2 separate regions of the Homo sapiens genome follow, and region 1 is linked to region 2. The links are chromatin loops, found by intact Hi-C in ENCODE. Cell type or tissue: spleen. All regions are shown on one strand. Each heading gives the region's core, and the rest is flanking DNA. Links, peaks and the distances in the headings are about the cores only. Region 1 has its middle 9.6 kb from the start of HERC6. Region 2 has its middle 60 kb from the start of ABCG2.

Region 1 (5,384 bases), core at 277-5,276, 150 kb after region 2:
CTAAGAAGAGAAAGGCAAAAGAACAATGGAGACTTGCAGCGCTCCTGCCTCCTCTTAGATGTTCTTCTACTTGCCTCTGGAGGATTTCCCCCAGACTGCTTTTTCTACTTCCTCACTGGTCTATCTGTGTCTCCTCAACCCCACTCACTCCATGATGACCTTTCAGAAGCTCACACTCTCTCATCCCCTTTCTAATGTCCTCCTCACCTCACATTGAGTCAGGGCTGTTTAGTGGAAAGAGGGTTTGATTCTGGGATCCCCTACTTCCTTACTAGTTATCTTGAGCAAATCACTTGAGTTTTCTGAGGCTTAAGTTGTTCATATCTGTACCTGGGTAGATAATACATGGATAATATGTACCTTATAGGGAGGTTGCTCAAATTGGACGATGTATTGTGAAAGAGACAGATGTGGTAGGCAGTTGGGGCATTTCATTTTATTTTCCTTTTCTCATTCTCTTCCCTTCCGTAAATCACTGTTAGGGGAAAATTAGTAAAAAAAGAAAAATAGGCTACTGGAATAAAATATTAGGTATAAATAATTTTCAAAGTTTGATTTTAGAGGTATGATGACAGTGAATTTCTATTGATTTTCTGTTTTTTCATGTGAGTATTCTTTGATAAAGGGACACTATTCTACTTACTCATCTGCAAGCTCAGGACAAATTACTCTCAGCTCTGTAAGCCCTCTCATGCTACTACTCTGTGGTTATGAGGACACACGAGGGAAATAGCTGGAAAGATTTTGTAAAGTCTAAAGTAAATGCTAATGAATAGTAATTATTATATTTTGTTTGCTCCTTGTTATACCTATAGTGGATATTCAGTAAAGATTTTTTATATTTTTTATTTTTTAAACTTTATTATTATTATTTGAGACAGAGTTTCACTCTGTTGCCCAGGCTGGTGTGCAGTGGCACCATCTCGACTCAATGCAACCTCTGCCTCCTAGGTTCAAGCAATTCTCCTGCCTCAGCCTCCCGAGTAGCTGGGATTACAGGTGTGCACCATTATGCCCAGGTAATTTGTGTATTTTTAGTGGACACGAGGTTTCACCATATTGGTCAGGCTGGCCTTGATGTCCTGGCCCCAAGTGATCCACCTACTTCAGCCTCCTGAAGTGTTAGGATTACAGGCATGAGCCACTGCATCTGGCCAAGATTTTTTTTTTTAACTATTGACTGAAGATAGAATAATATGGCAATATAATATGAAACTAGTATTAAATTGGCAGGAGGGATGTGCATTAGTCTGTTCTCATGCTGCTAATAAAGACATACCCAAGACTGGGTAATTTATAAAGGAAAGGTTTAATGGACTCACAGTTCCACATGGCTGGGGAAGCCTCACAATCATGGTGGACGGCAAAGGAGGAGCAAAGTCATGTCTTACATAAATGGCAGCAGGGAAGAGAGAGAGAATGTGCAGGGAAACTCCCCTTTATAAAACCATCAGATCTTATGAGACTTATTCACTATCATGAGAACAACACAGGAAAGACCCACTCCAATGATTCAATTACCTCCCACCCGGTCCCTTCCATAACACGTGGGAATTATGGGAGCTACAATTTGAGATGTGGGTGGCGACACAGCCAAACCATATCAGAATGTGTACAAAAGACATTATTTGTTATAGAGCCTAGAAAAAGGAGCAATTCACGTGGTGGAATCTAAGAAAGGCTCCCACAAGGGTGGGTGTGATGGCTCACACCTGTAATCCCAGCACTTTGGGAGGCTGAGGCTGGACAATTACTTGAGGCCAAGAGCTCTAGACCAGCCTGGGCAACATAGTGAGACCCTGTCTCTACAAAAAATTTAAAAATTGGTCGGGCATGGTGACACAGACCTGTAGTCCCAGCTACTTGGGAGGCTTGGGATGGGAGGATCACCTGCACCCAGGAGATCGAGGCTGCAGTGACCATGATTGCACCACTGCACTCCAGCCTGGGGAACACAGTAAGACCCTGTCTCAGAAAGAAAAAAAAAAAAAGAAAGAAAGAAAAAAAAGGCTTCACAGAGATGAGACATTTAAGACATGTTTTTTCATAAAAAGAAATGAGGAAAAGGAAATTCCACAGAGAAACCACAGAATGAATAGAGGCATCGATTTAGGAAAAAGCAAGCACGAAAAGGCAAGTAGTTCATTTTGACAGTAGTCCCTGTGTATGTGTGGTGGGGTGGGGGGGATATATATAACTATAACTATCAGTGAGATAAATATAGAAAGGTTGGTTACAAGTGGATAATAGAAGGCCTTTAATTATATGCAAAGGATTTTGTTTTCTTTGTTTTTCTGTAGGCAAAAGGCCTACAACCATTAAGAAAAATAAGTGGTGTGATCAGACCTGTGTTTTCCACAGGCAACACTCAGGAGAATAAGAAGGATCTATTTGTGATGCCAGTTGTTAGATATAGAGACATTTGAGATGTTGTTGCCAAAGACCTCAACTCTGGTAGGAGTGATGGAGACAGAAAGAAGTAGATAGAAAATGGGATATTGATGATATCAGCCAATCAGCAATTAATCCATTAGGGGAGGGTTTTCCTTTTTTGTTTTTTGAAGCAGGGTCTTGCTCTGTCACCCAGGCTAGAGTAAAGCAGAGTGAACACAGCTCACTACAGCCTTGACCTCCTGGGCTCAAGTGATCTTCCTGCTTCAGCCTCCCGTGTAGCTGAGACCATAGGTGTGTGCCACCACGCCAGGCTAACTTTTCGATTTTTTGTATAGACAGGGTCTTGCCTTGTTGCCCAAGCTGGTCTTGAACTCCTGGGCTCCAGCTATCCTCCCCTTTGACTTCCCAAATTTTTGGGATTACTGGTGTGAGCCACCGCCCCTGGCCTGAGAGTTTTGCAGTGGCAAGAAAATGTAAGATGAATTGGAGGTTTTTAGCTGGAATGGTTTTAAGGAAGTGCCACTAGGGGGCATGAAAGGAAAGATCAGGGAATAAAGAGTGTTCTAAGACTTTAGTAAAAATTAAACAGGCTTTCTAGTCAAATGGATCAGTGTTAATATCCTACCATTTAGGCCAGTGCAGTGGCTAACACTTGTAATCCCAACACTTTGGGAGGCTGAGGCAGGTGGATCACTTGAGGTCAGGAGTTCAAGACCAGCCTGGCCAACATGGTGAAACCCTGTCTCTACTAAAAATACGAAAATTAGCTGGGCGTCGTGGCACCTGCCTGTAATTCCAGCTACTTGGGAGGCTGAGGCAGAAGAATCGCTTGAACCTGGGAGGCAGAAGTTGCAGTGAGCTGAGATCACACCACTGCACTCCAGCCTGGGTGAGTGATAGAGTGAGACTCCATCTAAAAAAAAAAAACAAACCCTGCCATTTATACACATCGTGTAACTTCAAGCAAGTTACCTAAACTCTCTGAGCCTTAATTCCTTACCCTCAAAAATGAGAATAATAATAATAATACTTATTTTGCATGATTGATATAGAAAGTCGTGTTGCTTAACTCCTTAGCATCTGTCTCAGCTTTCTTCCAGCAACATGCCTTTCATCTGGGATCTGCTTACTCCGCTCAGAAAGTGCATGGATGAGATTCCATCCTGATCCACAAGGTAGACTGACTACCCCATTGGCTTCCACAGTGATTGCCTCAGGGGTAGACATATGACCCAAATCGGGTGAAGACTTTTGTTTTGAGCAGATTTTTTCTGTACACAGGCTGTGAAGCTGAGAGCTGGATATATATAAAGTTTAGAGCTGCTGTAACCCTCTTGCAATCTCAGAGGAGCTCCTGGAATTGCAAGATAGACTGCATGGAGCCTGAAGATGAAGCCCTCATAGCAAGAGGCGGAGTGAAGAGACAGAGAAATGGAGTCATTAAGGACATTGGTTAAGTCCTTGTTTTCAGTAGTGCCTGTAATCAGCCATTCTGGTGGATTTTTCAGTTACTTGACTTTAATAATAAACAGTTGCGCTGTAATCATAAATACCTCCTAAATGCTCACGTGCTTACAACAACAAAAATTATCTCTTGCTGATGCTACATGGGCTACCTGCAGCGCTGCTTTATTGTTGTTTTTAATCTGGGACTCAGTAAAATAGAGCAGTCTCTCTCTAGAAAATCACCTGTTGTAACGGAGGAAAAGAAAAGTAGGAAAAGAAGTGCTCGCTCTAAACTATCTGCCTGAAGTTGCTTGCTTCCCACTTGCATATAATTGGCCAGAACAAATCACATGGTCAAGATTGATGTCACAGGGTGGAGAGGGGCAGCAAAGTTTTTTGAAAAATAATAATGCAATCTACAAGTAAATTTCCCTTTTGCTTAAGTGAGCTTGGGCTATATTTTCTGTCACGTGCAACCGAAAGAATCTTTTTTTTTTTTTTTTGAGACAGAGTCTCACTCTGTCACCCAGGTTGTAGAGCAATGACGCCATCTCAGCTGACTGCAACCTCCGCCTCCCAGGTTCAAGTGATTCTCATACCTCAGCCTCGCAAGTCGAGTAGCTGGGATTACAGGCGCCCTCCAACGCACCTGGTTAATTTTTGTATTTTAGTAGAGACGGGGTTTTGCCATATTGGCCAGGCTGGAGAATCTTAACTAAGGAAAGGTGATGAAAGAATTAGATATTTTATATAAAATCATCAACACATGGTAAGTACTCAAAATATCGGACCTTCTGTTTCCAAGTGCATGAACACAGATTAAGTGAAAATTATCTTTCTTAAAAAAAAAGATGTGCTCAATTTCTTTAATATACATTTTATTCACTTATCTCACTAACATTTATTCAGTTTTTTTTTTTAAATTTGGCAGACACTGTGCTAGGTGCTGGGAATACAAAATGAGTACAATGCGCTTACATTTTAGTTATTCAGTAGATTTTCTTTTAAGAAATAACAATATGAGGTTTCAGTGTCTTATATTGATAATATCAAACTCTTACAGTCTGAGCATATGAAACATTCTCCAAGGTCAGCCATATCTTAGGCCACAAAACAAGACTCAACAAATTTTAAAAAGTAAAAATTATATTGTGTCTTTTGTGATCATAGTGGAATAAAACTAGAAATCAATAACAAGAACCTCAGAAACTACACAAACACATGGCAACACAAACAACATGCTCCTGTATGACCAATGGGTCAATGAAGAAATTAAGAAGGAAATTAAAAAATTTCTTAAAACAAACGAAAATGGAAATACAACATACCAAAATCTATGTGATATGGCAAAAGCAGTACTAAGAGAGAGGTTTATACCAAAAAACTAAAAAGACATCAAATAAACAAGCTAAAAAATGTACCCCAAGAGACCAGAAAAACAAGAACAAACCAAACCCAACATTAGTAGCAGAAAAGAAACAATAAATATCAGAGCAGAAATAAAATCAGAGCAGAAATAAACGAAATTGAGACTAAAAAAATTA
Region 2 (5,384 bases), core at 330-5,329:
ATGTCAGTAAGCCTCTTTCTCCAGGTATCCCAGTGCTTGTTCAGTGGCTCCGTGTGCAAACTGTGCCAGCATGGAAGGAAGCTACGTGTGAGCTAATAACATGGTTTTCCCTCACCAAGGCTGCTGTAACTATACCTACTGCTGAATGTCCCGTTGACCAACAGCCAAAGTCAACACTAAGCCGCTGATAAGGCACTATTGTCCGGGGTGACCAGATGGCCACCTAGTAGTAGCTGATTGTGTGAACTTTTCCCAACATGAAAGGAACAGCCTTTTATCTTCTCAGGAATAGCTACATATTCTGGATAAAATTTTGCACTGTGTCCAAGCGCAGTGGTTCACACCTGTAATTCCAGCACTTTGGGAGGCCGAGGAGGGCAGATCACCTGAGGTCAGGAGTTCAAGACCAGCCTGACCAAAATGGCGAAACCCCCCTCTCTACTAAAAATACAAAAATTAGCTGGGCGTGGTGGTGGGCACCTGTAATCCCAGCTACTCGGGAGGCTGAGGCAGGAGAATCACTTGAACCCGGGAGGTGGAGGTTGCAGTGAGCCAAGATCATGCCACTGCACTCTAGCCTGGGTGACAGAGCAAGACTCCGTCTCAAAAAAAAAAAAAATTTTTTTTTTACATTTTATTCCCTGCCTGCAGAGCTTCTACTAATACCACTGTTATGAAGTTACAGAATGCCTTATCTGTTGCCTTAGTATTCCATATAATATCGTCCATGATCATGGGCATATATTATGGTAAAAGAAGTCTCATATTCTCAAAATTCAGTATATACCTAGATCTTACAGAGCAGCTGGCTTGATAGAACAGTGAATTGGCCTGCCTAAGGCTTAATTATAGTGTGAGCAGGGATACCCTGCAAGGTTGGGATGTTGTCCTACAGGAAGGGGAAGATACCTTAAACCAGCAGTCAATATTTGCACATAACAAGAATGCATGGAGGCCAGGCGCGGTGGCTCATGTCTATAATCTCAGCACTTTGTGAGGCCGAGGTGAGCAGATCACTTGAGGTCAGGTGTTCAAGACCAGCCTGGCCAATATGGCGAAACCCTGTCTCTACTAAAAATTACAAAAATTAGCCAGGTGTGGTGGTGTGTGCCTATAGTCCCAGCTACTCAGGAGGCTCAGGAGGGAGAATTGCTTGAACCCAGTAGGTGGAGGTTGCAGTGAGCCAAGATCACGCCACAGCACTCCAGCCTGGGCAACAGAATGAGACCCTGCCTCAAAAAAAAAAAAGAATGCATGGATGCATGGGACTAAACATGGTGGCTCATGCCTGTAATCCCAGCACTCTGGGAAGGTGAGGCAGCGGGGTCTCTTGAAGCCAGGAGTTCAAGGCTACCCTGGGCAACATAGACCCAGACTCTAAAAATAAAATATTAGCAGTGCACAGTAGCATGTTCCTGTAGTCCCAACTACTTAGGAGACTGAAGTGGAAGGACTGCTTGAGCCCCGGTGTTTGAGGCTGCAGTGAGCTATGATCATGCCACTGCACTCCAGACTGGTTGACAGAGTAAGACGATGTTTCTAAAAATTAAAAAAAAAAAAAAAAAAAGGAACACACGAGTGTGAGAACCCAGGTAGAATGTTTCTGCTATCCTCACTGGTCTCCCAGGTGTTTCTCTAGCACGCTAGACATGTTCCTGCCTCCGTTCCCTCTACCTGAAATACTTTCCTCCCAGATGATATCTTCATTCCCTCTCAGTCTTTCTTCAAATATTTGCTCAAATGTCAACCTCTTAACAAGGCCTACCCCAACCACTCTGTTTAAAATTGCAAAACCTTTCTTTGCCTTCCTGATTACTTCTTACTATGCATCTGTCTGTAACCCTTCTCACCGTCTAACATACATTATTTATTTGTTTATTGTTTATTATTTGTCCTCCTCCGTCTAGAAAGTGAGCTTCATAACAGCAGGTATTTCTATTTCATTCACTGTTCTATCCCTAGTGACTAACGCAGTGCTGGAAACATAGTAGGAACTCAGTAAACATTTCTCTTGTTTTTTAATTAATTTTTTATTTCCCTAAGATTTGGGGAACAGGTGGTATTTGGTTACATGAGTAAGTACTTTGGTGGTGATTTGTGAAGTTTTGGTGTACCCATCACCGAAGCAGTACACACTGAACCCAATTTGCAATCTTTTATCCCTCACCCCCTTCCCACCCTTTCCCCTGAGTCCCCAAAGTCCACTGTTAAGCCTTTGCATACTGATAGCTTAGCCCCTACTTATGAGTGAGAACGTACGCACATGCAATGTTCAGTTTTCCATTCCTGAGTTACTTAGAATAATAGTCTCCAATCCCAATAAACATTTCTTGATTGACTTGAATGACTATCATGAAAGTTCTCAGAGAAGAGTAGACAATATCTCTAGTCTATTATCTTTACCTACATCATTGGTTGGTTGGTAAACTTTTTCTGTAAAAGGCCAGATAGTGAATATTTTAGGCTTGTGGGCCATGCAGTCTTTTTCCAATCACTCTATATTGGCATTGTAGCACCAAAGCAGCCATTGACGGTAGGTAAATGAACAGGCGATACATAGAAAGGAAATACGGGAACTGCTGAGGTCCTGGGAATTGGGAACCTAAGCAGGGAGTTGATGTGAAAAGGGAAATATTTTACACAGAGGTGCTTGTACACTTTTCTTCATGACTTCTCACTCCACTATCACGGCTAATACTGCTTTGAAGTTAAATGTTCAGTTTGATTTTTACTTTTGAGTATTGTACATTTAAAATTCCCACAAAGTACATTTACTAACACAACCTCCAGGTGGAGCCCTTTCTTTTTTCTCAGTACACTGTTCCGCAAGTATTCACTGAATAGCTACCATGTGACAAAAACGAAGTGTTAGGATACAGCTTTGAATAAAGCAAAGATCTTATGCTCGAAAAGCTTATATTCCAATGGAGAAGACAGATGATAGCACGTATAAAAAAGGTAATTTCAGACAGTGATATGTTCTACAAGGAAATTACATAGAGCAATAGGAGAGGCTTCCCTGAGGACATGCTATTTCAGCAGAAAAGTGAAGAATAAGTAGGAGGCAGACATGCAAATACCTGAGGGTAGAGTTGTTTTATTTTCTTCTACTGTGGTAAAATATTCATAATATAAAAATGTACCATTCAAATTTTTTTTTTTTTTTTTTTTTTTGAGACCGAGTCTTGCTCTGTCACCCAGGCTGGAGTGCAATGGCGCGATCTCCGCTCACTGCAAGCTCCGCCTCCCAGGTTCACGCCATTCTCCTGTCTCAGCCTCCCCAGCAGCTGGGACTACAGGCGCACAGTGCCACGCCTGGCTATTTTTTTTTTTTTTTGTATTTTTAGTAGAGATGGGGTTTCACCATGTTAGCCAGGATGGTCTCGATCTCCTGACCTCGTGATCCACCCGCCTCGGCCTCCCAAAGTGCTGGGATTACAGGCTCAAATAGTTTTTAAGTGTACTGTTTTATGGCATTAAGTATATTCATTGCTGTGCAACCATCACTACCATCCATCTCTAGAACTTCTTTCATCTTCCAAACTGAAACTTCTTGCCCATTAAACAACTCTTCACTCCACCCTGTCCTCAGTGGCAACCATTCTACTTTCTGTCTCTATGAATTTGACTACCCTCACTACCTAATATAAGTGGAATCATGTAGTATTTGTCCTTATTTCTCTTAGCATAATGTCTTCAAGGTTCATTCATGCTGCAGTCAGAATTTTCATCCCTTTTGAGGCTGCATAATCCTCCATTCTCTGTGTATACCACATTTTGTTTATTCATTCAACAGTTGATGAACATTAGGGTTGCTTCCACTTTTGGCTGTTGTAAATAATGCTGCTGTGTATAAACATCTGTCTGAGCCTCTGCTTTCAGTTCTTTTGGGTATATATCTAGAAGTGGAATTGTGGGATTGTATGGTAATTCTATGGTTAGTTTTTTGAGGAAGCACCATACTGTTCTCCACAGTAGCTACACCATTTTACATTCCACCAACAGTGCACAAGAGTTCCAATCTCTCCACATTCTTGCCAACAATTGTTATTTTCAATTTGTGTGTGTATTTCTTTCTTTTTCTAAAATATCTAAAATGTGTTTATTGGGGTGGCTTCCCATTTATCTTGATTCAAAGTGCTTTTACTGCTGCTTCCTCCTGAAGGAGCATCCTTCTGTCAGCCTTGCTTTGCCTCCTGTAGACTGACAGAGAACGGTAGACCAGTGATATGGTTTGGCTATGTCCCTACCCAAATCTCATCTTGAATTGTAGTTTCCATAATCCCCATGTGTCATGGGAAGGACCTGGTGGGAGGTAATTGAATCATGCGGGTGGTTACCCTCATGCTGTTCTTGTGATGGTAAGTTCTCATGAGATCTGATGGTTTTATAAGGCACTTTCCCACCCCTCTTTGCTCAGCACTTCTCCTTCCTGATACCATGTGAAGAAGGACATGTTTGCTTCCCCTTCTGCCATGATTGTAAGCTTCCTGAGGCTTCTCCAGCCCTGTAGAACTGTGAGTCCATTAAACCTCTTCCGTTTATAAATTACCCAGTCTCTGGCTGGGTACAGTGGCTCAAGCCTGTAATCCAAGCACTTTGGGAGGCCAAGGTGGGCGGATCACTTGAGGTCAGGAGTTCAAGATCAGATTGGCCAACATGGTGAAACTCCATCTCTACTAATAATACAAAAATTAGACAGGTGTGTTAGTGTGGACCTGTAATCCCAGCTACTAGGGAGGCTGAGGTACAAGAATCGCTTGAACCTGGGAGGCAGAGGTTGTAGTGAGCTGAGATCATGCCACTGCACTCCGGCCTAGGCAAGAATGAAACTGTGTCTCAAAATAAATACATAAATAAAATAAAAATAAACTACTCAGTCTCGGGTATTTTTTCATAGCAGCATGAGAACGGACTAATACAGTAAATTGGTACCGCAGAGAGTGGGTTGCTGCTATAAGGATACCCAAAAATGTAGAAACGACTTTGGAACTGGGTAACAGGCAGAGACTGGAACAGTTTGGAGGGCTCAGAAGAAGACAGGAAAATGTGGGAAAGTTTGGAATTTCCTAGAGATTTGGACGGCTTAGAAGACAGGAGGATGTGGGAAAGTTTGGAACTTCCTGGAGACTTTTTAAATGGTTTTGACCAAAATGCTGATGGTGATATGGACAATAAAGTGCAGGCTGAGGTGGTCTCAGATGGAGATGAGGAACTTCTTGGGAACTGGAGTAAAGGTCACTCTTGCTATGCAACAAGACTGGTGGCATTTTGTCCCTGCCCTAGAGATCTGTGGAACTTTGAACTTGAGAGGGATGATTTAGGGTATCTGGTGGAAGAAATTTTTAAGCAGCAAAGCATTCAAGAGGAAGCAGAGCATAAAA

Evidence for each region. Hi-C counts contacts between places; a loop is a spot of excess contacts. Peaks named below come from ENCODE experiments on the same cell type or tissue, not always from the same donor. Only the 100,000 strongest peaks of a DNase experiment are listed, where the experiment ranks them.
Region 1: a loop joins it to region 2, with 2.9 times the contacts of the local background. A loop is called at or near these places in 65 of 110 quality-filtered maps.

The regions. Positions count from the first base shown.
Region 1 is chr4:88,366,511-88,371,894 of GRCh38, forward strand. No RefSeq gene overlaps it. Among named protein-coding and RNA genes, the nearest start is that of HERC6, 9.6 kb to the right of the region's middle. In spleen, for the core only: a CTCF peak has its summit at 2,911 (motif pointing right); no DNase peak of the experiment used is centred there.
Region 2 is chr4:88,216,426-88,221,809 of GRCh38, forward strand. It overlaps a transcript of ABCG2 not described here. Among named protein-coding and RNA genes, the nearest start is that of ABCG2, 60 kb to the left of the region's middle. In spleen, for the core only: a CTCF peak has its summit at 2,761 (motif pointing right); no DNase peak of the experiment used is centred there.